2 separate regions of the Mus musculus genome follow, and region 1 is linked to region 2. The links are chromatin loops, found by intact Hi-C in ENCODE. Cell type or tissue: left cerebral cortex. All regions are shown on one strand. Links, peaks and the distances in the headings refer to the core of each region. The heading gives the core; the rest is flanking DNA.

What was found. Peaks named below come from ENCODE experiments on the same cell type or tissue, not always from the same donor. Only the 100,000 strongest peaks of a DNase experiment are listed, where the experiment ranks them.
Region 1: it touches region 2 in a loop (3-fold over the local background); 3 of 42 quality-filtered maps call a loop at or near these places.

Annotation. Positions count from the first base shown.
Region 1 is chr6:41,908,463-41,914,816 of GRCm38, reverse strand. No RefSeq gene overlaps it. Among named protein-coding and RNA genes, the nearest start is that of Sval1, 40 kb to the left of the region's middle. In left cerebral cortex, for the core only: no CTCF peak of the experiment used is centred there; a DNase peak (open chromatin) is centred at 2,973.
Region 2 is chr6:42,063,942-42,070,295 of GRCm38, reverse strand. No RefSeq gene overlaps it. Among named protein-coding and RNA genes, the nearest start is that of Sva, 29 kb to the right of the region's middle. In left cerebral cortex, for the core only: no CTCF peak of the experiment used is centred there; no DNase peak of the experiment used is centred there.

The DNA of each region.
Region 1 (6,354 bases), core at 754-5,753, 160 kb after region 2:
TTGAAAGAGAGTAGAAAGACATGTATGAGAGTGTTTATAGGAAAGAATGGGCAAAATCAAAAAATTAAAAGAAATGATTTTTTAAAAGAGATGTGGGGTTTATCCTATGATTAATTTTTCCATGAATAAATCAATTGCATTGGAACAACTTTGAGTTTTCAAAACAAGCACTAAAACAGAATTGACTTTCTCTTGTAAGGGATACTTTGACACAGTTATCAGATTTACTTAATGCAAGCAGAAGCTCCAATTTTCACTTAGCAAGCATTGCATTGAAGCCCTGCAAAGCCACATCTTCACCAACTCTCTAGTTTTATAATTTCTTTTCTTTGTCATTTTTTTCTTTTATTGAAAATAGGTATTTTCCCAAACATTATATCCTGATTTCTTCCCCATCTATCTTATTATCTGGATCTACCAAGAAAACAGAGACTCAGTTGTTTGTGTTCACAGAAAACCCATAAAAACACTCAACTGGAAGCCATAATGTATATTCACAAGACCTATGGGGAGGGAGGGGAGAAGAAAGAAATAAAAAGAAAGAAAGAAAGAAAGAAAGAAAGAAAGAAAGAAAGAAAGAAAGGAGGGAAGAAAAAAAGAAAGAAAGAAAGAAAGAAAGAAAGGGAAGAAGGAAGGAAGAAACGTATATATGTAAGTAGAGTGAAATGAAGTAAAAATAGTAAGATAAAAGTTTTAAAAATGAAAAGCCCTGACACGACATTATGATTCAGTAATCTCCCAGGAAGCTATTAAGTTCATGTTGTGTTGGTCACCTACTGCTGATCATGCGGCCAACACTTAAGAGTAGTTTGTTTCCTCAGCTAAACTCATTTGGAAGAAACAAAATTTTCATTTGCAATTGATTGTCAATTGGAGATTCCTTCTGAGTTAGGGATGGGTGCATGTGCTTACTTCATTTAGGTCTAGGACTTCTTGCAGTTAAAATCTCATTATAACATTAATTTGTATTTACTTAAAGACTACTGACAATTAGGCTATTTCTTATACTTACTAACTATTTTTATATGCTCAATTATAGACACATGTCGGTGCAATCTTTTTATATTATGTGAAGGTATGTTTCTGTATTTTCAATTTTTAATTCTGTACCAGCAGAGACTTCAATGTTGGCAGTATATTAGTATTGTCAGTTATATGGTCCAATATAAGCCTTTTATTTGTAAATATTTTTCCCTCCATACTTGTTCAGACACTTGAAGTTCAGGCAGCTCTCGATGCCTAGAGACAATCTAGAATAGCATCAGAGGTTATCTCAATGACAATGGGTTGTAATAACGAACTAGTGGCCAATCACTTGATAGGAAATAGAGGCTGAATGGCAGAGAGAATGAGCCAGGTGATGTGTTTATAAAAAGATAAAGAAGTAGAAGGATATGTTCTATGGGGGTGTGGTGAGGTATGGGGGAAGTGGGTGCCTCAGCAGGCCCATGCCAAGGCATCCCTTTCCCCCGAGGGACCAGCCACATGACAGTATAGTATAGAATAGGATTTATTCAGGACATGGGGAGGGGAGTTAAGAGGGTAGTAGAAGTAGATAAAGGGAGAGAGAGAGGAGGAGGGAAGAGGAGGGGAGGGAGGGAGAGGAGGGGAGGGGAGGGGAGGCAGAGGAGAGGAGAGGAGAGGAGAGGAGAGGAGAAGAGAAGAGAAGAGAAGAGAAGAGAAGAGAAGAGAAGAGAAGAGAAGAGAAGAGAAGAGAAGAGAAGAGAAGAGAAGTAGAGCTCAGCCATGGCCACATGGAGAGAGAGGAGAAGGCAATGGGGAGAGAGGGGGAGCAAGAGGGTGCGAGGAAGAGAGAGAGAGAGAGAGAGAGAGAGAGAGAGAGAGAGAGAGAGAGAGAGAGAGAGAGAGAGAGAGAAAGGGGCAAGCAGCCCGTTTTATAGTGGGTCAGGTCTACCTAGTTGTTGCCAAGTAACTGTGGGGTGGAGTCCAGGCAGAATGCTAACACCAGGGAAAGAAAACAGATGTGGGAAATTGGGTAGATGGGACTGCAAACACCCATGACTGAGAAGAGTGGCAGCATGCAGGAACCTGAGTTCCCCAGAGCTCATAGCAAATGTTGACCACATAGTGACCATGAACTGAAAAAAAATTCTGAACCAGTAATGAATGTTTGCTGGCAATTTTCAGAGGACAGAGTTTAGAGAAACTTAGATACCGAAATAAATATTAAGTTTAAAAGCAGTAAAAGAGAAATGGATAAAACCGCCTTGTAAACATGCATAGATGTTGAAAAGGGGAAAAATCAAGGATAGATAGACATAGAAAGAAGCATAACATTTAAATAAGAAAGTGAAATCTCAGAAGGAAGGAAAGAGTTAGTGAGATTAATAAAGAAAATATTTTCTGCATTAAAACATAAAAACCTCTATGGCAGAGGGCATTGTGACATCATATAATTTTGTTTTAATTATTAACATGGAATTAATTACAGTATGTTTGGTAATGATAGCAGTTTATGTCCTTTCTAGGATAGATAAGAATAAAACACACTGAGAAATGGAATGCTGTGTTATAAGCTATAAAACAAAAGTTGAATGATATTTTAAATCATAATATTTTTCTCAAGCTAGGTCAGAAAAATCCAAAGTAAGCCTACTGTGTCACTTAGTGATGAGATTGCAAGATGGCAAACTAAGCCCTTGAGAAGACATACAATGTACTGGTCCAGCTGGTACGAAGTCAAGAAGTCCTTAGAGCGGGCAATGAGGATTACAGAAAAGATGGAGAAGACTCAGAGATAAAGGTTAGAAATTAGGAGGACTGTCCAGTCAGAACTGTGGCAGCCCCGAGTTTAATTCTCTTAGGCATTATATACTTTACAGTATCCTGGGAAACAAAGTCACAAGCCAACAGTATATTCCATATCTGTACCAATGCCAGAGGCCACCCTAATCCTCCCTATTCCTTCCTCCAAGATTAACAGAACATTCAGGCCCTTGCCTCGAGCTTCATGCTGCGTCAGCAGGCTGGGAACGCCACCAGCAGAACTTGGCCTGACTTGACTTGCCAAGTTCTTGACAGACATGCAGGCTGTCACAGAAGTAGTCAAAATAGCTTCCAACAATACATTTTTTTTCCACTTCCAGTAAGAGAATGAAATCTAGATGACGGAAATCCATAAGATTATGAAAGATTTGGTTGGTAGCCCATGGAAGTACTTGATAGAAAAAGATTTAAGAAACAGCGACAGCCAATGATATGCATTCAGTTAATGTAAAACAGATACTGATGGAGTTATTAATTGTGCCATAAATAATAGTATATTTCCAAAAGGTTAAAAAATGTAATGTCAGGCATCTTGGTGTCTGGGCCTCAACTACAGCAGCTGACATGATGGAAAGAAGAGGCTTCAGCTATTGAACAATGTAATCAGACTAGAGTCATTGATATTGTCAAGGATCAGTTGCTAGGTAAAGATCAATATGCTGAATTAAGAATGCAAATTATATTTAATGATGCTATCTTAGAGCAATGTTGTAAGTACCTTTAAGTGCTTAAGACAAAGATGAACAACCAACTGGGAACATAATCTGAATCATTTACAAGAATCACCTAGGGTCCAGACAAATCTTTCATTGATTTTTTTTTTTACAAAGATTAACTTCTGCTATAAATAGAGCAATATCAGATCCAGATGCTAGAGAAATTTTAATTGCATCTTTATATTTTGAGAATGCTAATGCTTAATGCAAAAAGGATATTACACCTTTAAAGACCAGATCTGTACCTAGTTATAAATGGATTAAAATTACTGTGGATATAGAACTTAATGCTTATGATTCAGTTATGATTAGACACTCAATTGCAAAAGGTATGAAAGCTTAGAAAGTCCAGTGCTTTGGTTGTGGAAGACCAGATCCTTTTCTAAAATACTGTAAACAGTTCCTAAGGATAATTTTTTCTTTAATGGTAATTCCTAAAATAAGCTTTCTGGGATATGCAAAAGATATGGAAGGAACACACATAGGGCTTATAAGTATAGATCATCCAGATATATATAAACCAATTCCTTATTTCCATAAACTACCTAACAGACTTTTCTTGGGCCCACCAAAAGACAACATGAGCCATTCATTCTATATCAGCCAAGGAATGACTTTTTAGAGAGAAAATAAGAAAGCATGATAGGACTTACAACAAGTATTTTAACCTCTCTCTCTTTCTCTTTCTCTCTATTTCTCTGTCTCTCTCTGCTCTTAGCCTAAAATTTTGTGTGCATGACCCCTACTTCCCCCACCTCTGAAGGCAGTCACATATTCTTTGGCTGAATTACAGGTTCACCTTCCTCTCTCATGAGAAGAACCTGCTCTGCAGATTCTTGGAATCTCTCTTTGTGTAAATGAACCATTTCCAGCACCTCATATCTGAATAACACACACTCATCCTGGACATCCCTACCCACACCCAAAGATATACTTAGCCTTTGTTCACCCTAAGTAAAGTTGAGCTGTCTCACTGAAGTTGATCCTGAAAGCCGTTCTGTCAGTACTGATAGTCAACTGAATCCTGCTCCCTGCCTCTGCCCTCCACACCATGATGAGCTGGTGGTTGATGACCTAAGAGGAAGGGGAAACCCACAGGAAACAAAGTAAGGGAGGTTAGAGTCAAGAATCTCATTCTCTTGTTTTACTCACATCCATTCTTTTTTCTTCTATCTAGTGTTAGGGGGAAAGAGGGAAAAGAAATGAGAGGACAAAGAGTAGAGGGTAAAGGAGGGTAAAAAAGGGGGATGTAGGGTTGAAAGAAAAAGGTGTGTGGATTATTGTGTTTATTTTTTTTACTAGAAAACAAGTCTTAAATATTTTAGATTGTTATGGAATTTTTTATGAATATAGAAATTTAAAATATTTCTTACAACATACTACATATATGATTTGACTCTCAGTTAAGGTATATGTATATGTAACACATTTAAAAATTTAATGGAAAGTTCTAGTCCTATAAAAGCTACCATTGTCAACAGTTAAACATAATTAGGAGATGCAAGTTAGTAGTCAGTCACCTATAAATAATATTCTCACAGTCATTTTAGGCAAAAGGATAGTAAATTACAGATATAAGCTTTATTTACCCTGCTCGATATGTTTTCAAAGTGAAGCAGCAAATATATAGCTATAAGCAAGCAACATTTGTCTATTGAGATAACCTTAGTAGGTGGTCCTCAAAGATCTGCAGATTATGACATTTAAGATGTTTTAATAATAAAAGACTATTCTGACACATCAGCTTCAGGCAGCACCACCTTTTCTGAAGAAGATGATGGGCCCTGGATAACCTCCACCTGGAATTTGCTCGAATTGTGAAAAAGATGGTCAGCCACTTGGGGCGGGAGAGAGAGAGAGAGAGAGAGAGAGAGAGAGAGAGAGAGAGAGAGAGAGAGAGAGAGAGGGAGGGAGAGAGAGGAAGAAGAAGGAGGAGGAGGAGGGAGGGAGGGAGGGAGGGAGGGAGGAAGAGAGGGAGAGAGGGAGAGAGGGAGAGAGGGAGAGAGGGAGAGAGGGAGAGAGGGAGAGGAGGAGAGAGGGAGAGAGGGAGAGAAACGGGGACACAGGAAACCCGCCCAAACAGTGGCTGGGGTTCATTCTGGTTGGTGCTAGCCCTGGGCCACCTTGGGCATGAACTCAGTGGACGGTCCAATGGCCCCAGATGACTCTTCACTCTGAAGGTGCCCTAGCACAAGCAGGATCTTGGGATCACTGGTGAGTGGAACTCAACATCTGTTCCAAAACAACCTGGAGGGACCTGTGACAGCAGGAACAGGGACACAGGAAATCTGTCCAACCATTGGCTGAGGTTCATTCTGGTCATTGCCAGCCCTGGGCCACCTTGGGCATGAACGCGGCCGATGGTCCAATGGTACTGAGAGGACTCTCCATGCTGCAGATGCCCTAGCACACCCAGAATCTTAGGATAACTGAGGAGAATCAGCCTCCAGAGAGGGCTCTGACACAGGGATCAGGGGAGAGCACCATCTTGTATCCCTGGTTTCTCAGAGACCAGTCCACTCAGGAGAGCAAACGGACGTCAGAAGCAACAGAGCTTCTTGGACAGGGTCCCTTAAGGCCTTCATCTTCAGCCAGGAGCCTGAGCTGAGCACCAGACCTCTGTGCACCTTCCCTGCAAGAGGAGAGATTGCCTGCAGAGAGTGCTCTGTCCACTGGGACTCAGAGGGACTTGGACTCCCAAGAGTGCTACCAGAGGCTAACAGAATCACAGGAGGAAAAATCTCCAGCCAGAGACAGCTAGAACATCTAACACCAGAGATTACCAGATGGCAAAAGGCAAATGAAAGAATCTTACTAACAGAAACCAAGACTACTTGTCAACATCAGAACC
Region 2 (6,354 bases), core at 810-5,809:
AGAAGGTAGACTCCAGAAAATCAAATAACCCCCTTAAAAGATGGGGCTCAGAGCTAAACAAAGAATTCTCACCTGAGGAATACCGAATGGCTGAGAAGCACCTGAAAAAAAGGTTCAACATCCTTAATCATCAGTGAAATGCAAATCAAAACAACCCTGAGATTCCACCTCACACCAGTCAGAATGGCTAAGATCAAAAATTCAGGTGACAGCTGATGCTGGCAAGGATGTGGAGAAAGAGGAACACTCCTCCAATGTTGGTGGGATTGCAAGCTTGTACAACCACTCTGGAAATCAGTCTGGAGGTTCCTCAGAAAATTGGAGATAGTACTACTGGAGGATCCTGCAATACCTCTCCTAGGCATATATCCAGAAGATGCCCCAACGGGTAAGAAGGACACATGCTCCACTATGTTCATAGCAGCCTCATTTGTAATAGCCATAAGCTGGAAAGAACCCAGATGCCCATCAAGAGAGGAATGGATATAAAAATTGTGGTACATTTACACAATGGAATACTACTCAGCTATTAAAAAGAATGTATTTGTGAAATTCCTAGTCAAATGGATGGACCTGGAGGGCATCATCCTGTGTGAGGTAACACTATCACAAAAGAACTGAAATGATATATACTCACTGATAAGTGTATATTAGCCCAGAAATAGTATAGTGAGATATAAGGTACAATTTGCAAAACACATGAAACTGAAGAAGAACGAAGACCAAAGTGTGGACACTTTGCTCCTTCTTAGAATTGAAAACAATCACCCAGGAAGGAGTTACAGAGACAAAGTTTGGAGCTGAGACAAAAGAATGGACCATCTAGAGACTGCCATATCCAGGGATCCATCCCATAATTAGCCTCCCACAATGACACCATTGCATATACTAGCAAACGTTGGCTGAAAGGTCCCTGATATAGCTGTCTCTTGTGAGACTATGCCGGGGCCTAGCAAACACAGAAGTGGATGCTCACAGTCAACTATTGGATGGATCACAGGGCCCCCAATGGAGGAGCTAGACAAAGTATCCAAGAGCTAAAGAGATCTGCAACCCTGTAGGTACAACCTTATGAACTAACCAGTGCCCTGGAGCTCTTGACTCTAGCTGCATATGTATCAAAAGATGGCCTAGTCGGCCATCACTGGAAAGAGAGGCCTATTGGACAGGCAAACTTTATATGCCCCAGTACAGGGGAATTCCAGGGCCAACAAATGGGAATGGGTGGGTAGGGGAGTGGGGGGTGTGTGTGGGACTTTTGGGATAGCATTGGAAATGTAATTGAGGAAAATACGTAATAAAAAAAAAGAAAAAAATCTGTGACATTTCTTCTGGGATACGACACTTGACCAAGGTTCCCTTAGAACTCATGGGATCATATCCAGAAAGCCATTCCCGTAAGGTTTCATTTCATACTTTATTCCACTTCTTCAACTTTTCTGCTTTCTTCAAAATGGGCTCTCAGTATGTTTCTAGGTCCTATTATGAGTATTAGTATAGGTCCCAGTGTGTACTTTTTGGATTTAGCATAGGAATAATATCTATTTTACCTGTTTGACTAGCTCCAACTGAGCACATGGGAAGTAAAAAGTTCCTCATTCTCATGGACTCCTGAAAAAGTCGTATGAGTCTATGCGCTGAACTCACAGACCTCTTTCTATTAAACTGAGCAAAAATCTGAATGGTTGATGAGGGAGATTAAGACTAATTCTTTATGGCTAATTAATCAGATACATTGATGGCTTTATTTCTTATGCAAGCTTATATATCCATCGGAAATGATAAGGGGTATTAGAGTAAACTAAGGTAATCATAGGCCTGTGGTCCTGGTTGTAGAAGACCTCTGTCATGGCCTTCAGACTGTGGAGTCTTCCAAGGGGCAGACAATCTGCTGATCTGTTGCCCTGGCTGAAGAAGATCCCCTGGTGTGCCTCCAGACTGTTGAGTCTTCAGAGGAGCAGTCAAATTGTTGACAGCATGTAGCTCTTCTTCTGGGAGTCCTTCAGACTGTGGGGTCTGTTGCCCTGTGTGCAGCAGGACTCCAGACATGGTTTCAGACTGTTGGGTCAGTTGCCCAGTTGCCCTTCAAGCAGCAGAACTCCTGTCTTCAGAAGAGCTGACATGCTGTTGATCTGCCCTAACAGAATGTGCTGCCAGAAAAGAAGTGGAATTCAGGGGACAGTTGTTGGAGGCTGATGGGCCCTGATTCCATTGGGCTGCTCGAGATTTCCAGGAGCTGTGGCTGTTAGGGAAGGTCCCTTAACAGTTACCCTGCACACAGTTGACCTCCTGGAAGGCCTTCACCTTGTGGTGTCTTCAGGGGGGCAGACAAGCCGGTGATCTGCCCAGGCAGAAGTCAGCAGCTGGAAGGGTTAATTTTATTTTTCAAAGATTTCTTTTTTCTTAGACAAGTGACATCAGTAATCATCCCCATTCTTCCCATTAAACCAGTCTTTTGTTTCTACTTTTATAGTTCAAAATTATCAGTATTAAGACTTTACTCTCATGAGTTGCCAGTAGCATCCAAGTTAGGATCCAGTATTCTCTTTGCATTTAATTGCAGTTTTACTATGACTTGGTTCTCAGATCACTGGCTATTCTTTCTCAGCTTCCTTTGGACATTTCATTGTTATCATCTTGATTTCAAAATACCAGTGTCCCTGTAGCTTTCTTCATCCCAAGCCATGGGAATTAATTCCTTGTTTCCTGTTTCTCAGTCCACTTAGCCCAGGTTTGCCATCACACCTAGTCAGTCCTGCAACTGACGGTCCCACCAGACATTCCCCATAAATACAAGGACACAGTTCACCTGCTGATTATTACCTGGCTACTGTGAAAGAACAAGTAGGAGGAATGAGTCATCATATCCTGATTGGTAGCCCATAATGGTCCACCTATATGCAACAGCTGCATCCACATTTTACAACCTTAAAATCTGCCTGACATATGGATACAAATAACAACAGAGTGCATTACCTGGCCAGCCAATTAGGTGGTGCCAGAAATAAGGGGTGAGATATCATGGACCAATGGAGTGTGTGGGGGGATACAAAGGCACTCCCAATTCTGCAATAAATGAGTCGGCCTCTGCTTCTCACCTGGAAAAAACCCATATATTACATATTGTAATACACTGAATGTGGTAAGAAAGAAGATTTGATCTTCAATATGAGGATTAAAAGATAAAAATCACTAAAATGAATGCAGACACGTTAGGAGAAGATATAAAATTTAAATCAAGATTGCAAAATGGAATACCCCTGTAGTTTCTGAAAGTGAATTAAGTTACAGTGACCTTAACATAGCTTGCTATAAGTATTAATTGTTGGGACTGAGAGAGCATTAGTGATTAAGAGTATGTCTTGTTTTTGGAGAGGACCTTGGTTTGGTTCTTAGCATCCACAATGTTCTTCACAACTATCCATCTATCAAGTCCTAGGAGATCAAGCAGCTTCTTCTGACTTCTGCAATCCCCCAACTATACATGTGGCTCATGTACATAAGTGCAGGAAAACCACTCACACAGAGAGAATAAAACAAACAAATAAACAAACAAACACCCCTAGAAACACAAGTATTAATTGCTTTCATTGAACCCTTTGGGAAATTAAGAAGCAATGACTAATGTACAAAACAGTAACAAAATAATTCAAACTGTTCCATCACAGAAAGCTGTCAGACAAGGAAGCTATAATTCATGTAATTATATTGTTATCTCAAATTAGAAGAAATTTAAATAGGAAGAAAAAATTTTCACAATATCTATTAGGAACTAAAAGACACAACAGAACAAAACAATATAAACAAACAAACAAAAAAGCCCAATCACCTCTAAAGAAACAAAAACAAAGAATTAAAAACAAAAAACCCCAAACAACAACAACAACAACAACCAAAAACTAAACAAAACCAACCAACCAAATACAAAAAAACCCAAAATACTACCACCTACAAAAAGCTCCATCGAATTATAACCAGCCATGTCAGGGAACACTTAAAAGGTGTGATAAGGATGATGATGTGTAGCTCTTTACAACTGATGGCTTTCAGTGGTACAGGATGAAAAGGACTCAATCATATTTAAGGAACAGGCCAAGAGTTTGACCAAGCTCTAGTAAGTATATGTGGGTAAGGCAAATTGGAAATTAGTTGTTGCTGTTGTTGAGGAGGAGAGGTCACAAGAGCATAGTGGCAGATCCAAAAGGAGTGGGAAGTGATTGAAATGAATGTGAAGTTCCCAAAGAATCAATATAAATTTATGTTGAATAAACAATAAGAATGAATGAAAAAAAAACATGTGCATGGAGTTTTTAAAATTAGCTTTACTGAGTTCTTGGGCAAATAAATATGCTGGTAGGTATCAGTTTAAAAAAAAAAAGAAAGAAAGGTAGTTTTCTGACCGGTGCCATCTACCTAGGCAGAACATCAGTGTTGTCTGCTCCTCTAAAGACCTCATATTCTGAAAGCCTCCCTGGAGGTTTCCTGAAGCCAGATCCACAGATCATCAGCTTGTCTGCTCTTCTGAAGACCCCCAAAGTCTGAAGACCTCCCAGGAGGTCTGCTCCACACAAGGCAACAAGTAAGAGACCCTCCCAAATGACCACAGAGGCTGGAAAACCTGAGGAGCCCAGCTGAGTTAGAAACCATCCCCAACCCAAAGCCCTGCACAAACTCTACTTCCTTTCTGTCCGATGTCTTCCTCCTGGGCAGATCATCAGCTTGTCTGCTTCTGTGAAGACCCCACAGATATGCTACAGCAAGGGCCACAGATCTCCCAGGATACTTGCACCAACCCAGGGTCACAGGAGACAGGCTCCAGACAGAGACACACAGGCCATTTAAGACCAGAGATAACCAGATGGTAAGAGGCATCAGACATTAGAACCCAATTTTTCCTCCACAGCAAGCCCTGCATACACCAAGACAACTGAAAATCAGAATGCAGACAGAAAATCCTATCTCACAAAGATTATAGAGTTCTTTAAGGAGCATATAAATAACTCACTAAAAGAAATACAGGAAAACACAGGTACACAGGTAGAAGCTCTTATAGAGGAAACAAATAAATCTCTTAAAGAAATTCAGGAAAACACAATCAAAGTGAAGGAATTGAACAAAAAATAGTCTAAGACCTAAAAATGGAAGTAGAAACAATAAAAAAGAACCCTACAAATAGAAGCAACCCTGGAAATGGAAAACCCAAGAAAGAGGTCAGAAACTACAGATGCAAGATTCAACAACAGATAACAAGAGCTAGAAGAGAGAATCTCAGGTATAGAAGATACCTTAGAAGATATTGACACAACAGTCAAAGAAAATTCAAAACACAAAAAATTCCTAACCCAAAACATCGAGGAAATCCCCCCAAACAATGAAAAGACCAAATCTAAAAAATAATAGGAAGAAAAGAGAGTGAGGTTTCCTAGCTCAAAGAATAAAAAAAAAATCTTCAACAAAATCATACAAGAAAACGTCCTCCAACATAAAAAAGAGATGGCCATAAATATACAAGGAACCTATAGAACAACAAACAAATTAGACTAGAAAAGAAAATTCTCTCCTGGCATAATAATCAAAAATTAAAAGTAAAGAACAAGAAAAGAATATTTAAAATTGTAAGGGAAAAGGGCCAAGTAACATATAAAGGCAGACCTATCAGAATTACAGCCGACTTCTCAACAGAGCCACTAAAAGGCAGAACAGACTGGAAAGAAGTCATTCAGACCCTAAGTGAACACAAATACTATCCCAAGCTACTATACTCTGCAAAACTCTCAATCATTTAGATGGAAAAAGAAAATATTCCAGGAGAAAACCAAATTTTGTCATGGAAGCAATATCTATCTACAAATCCATCCCTACAGAGGATTCTAGAGGGAAAACTCCAACACAAGGAGGGTATGTACATCAAAGAAAAAACAAGATATTAATTATCTCACAACAAAACCAAAAGTAGAGAATCACATACATATAATGCCACCTACAACAATCAACATAACAAAATGAACAATCATCTGTCTTTAGTATCACTCAATATCAACGGACTCAATTCCCTAATAAAAAGACATAAGCTGGATGTGGATATGCCAGCAGGATCTAGTATTTTGCTGCATACAAGAAACACACTTAAAGAAAAACATCTCAGTGACAAATACCTCAGTGTTAAAGGCTGGAAAAAAGTCTTCCAAGCAAATGGTTCCATGAAACAAGCTGGAATAACCATCCTAAATAGACTTTCAACCAAAAGTTATCACATGAGATAGGGAAGGACACTTCATATTCATCAAAGGAAAAAATCCACCAAGAGAGTCTCAATTGTGAACATCTATGCTCCAAATGGAAGGACACCCACAT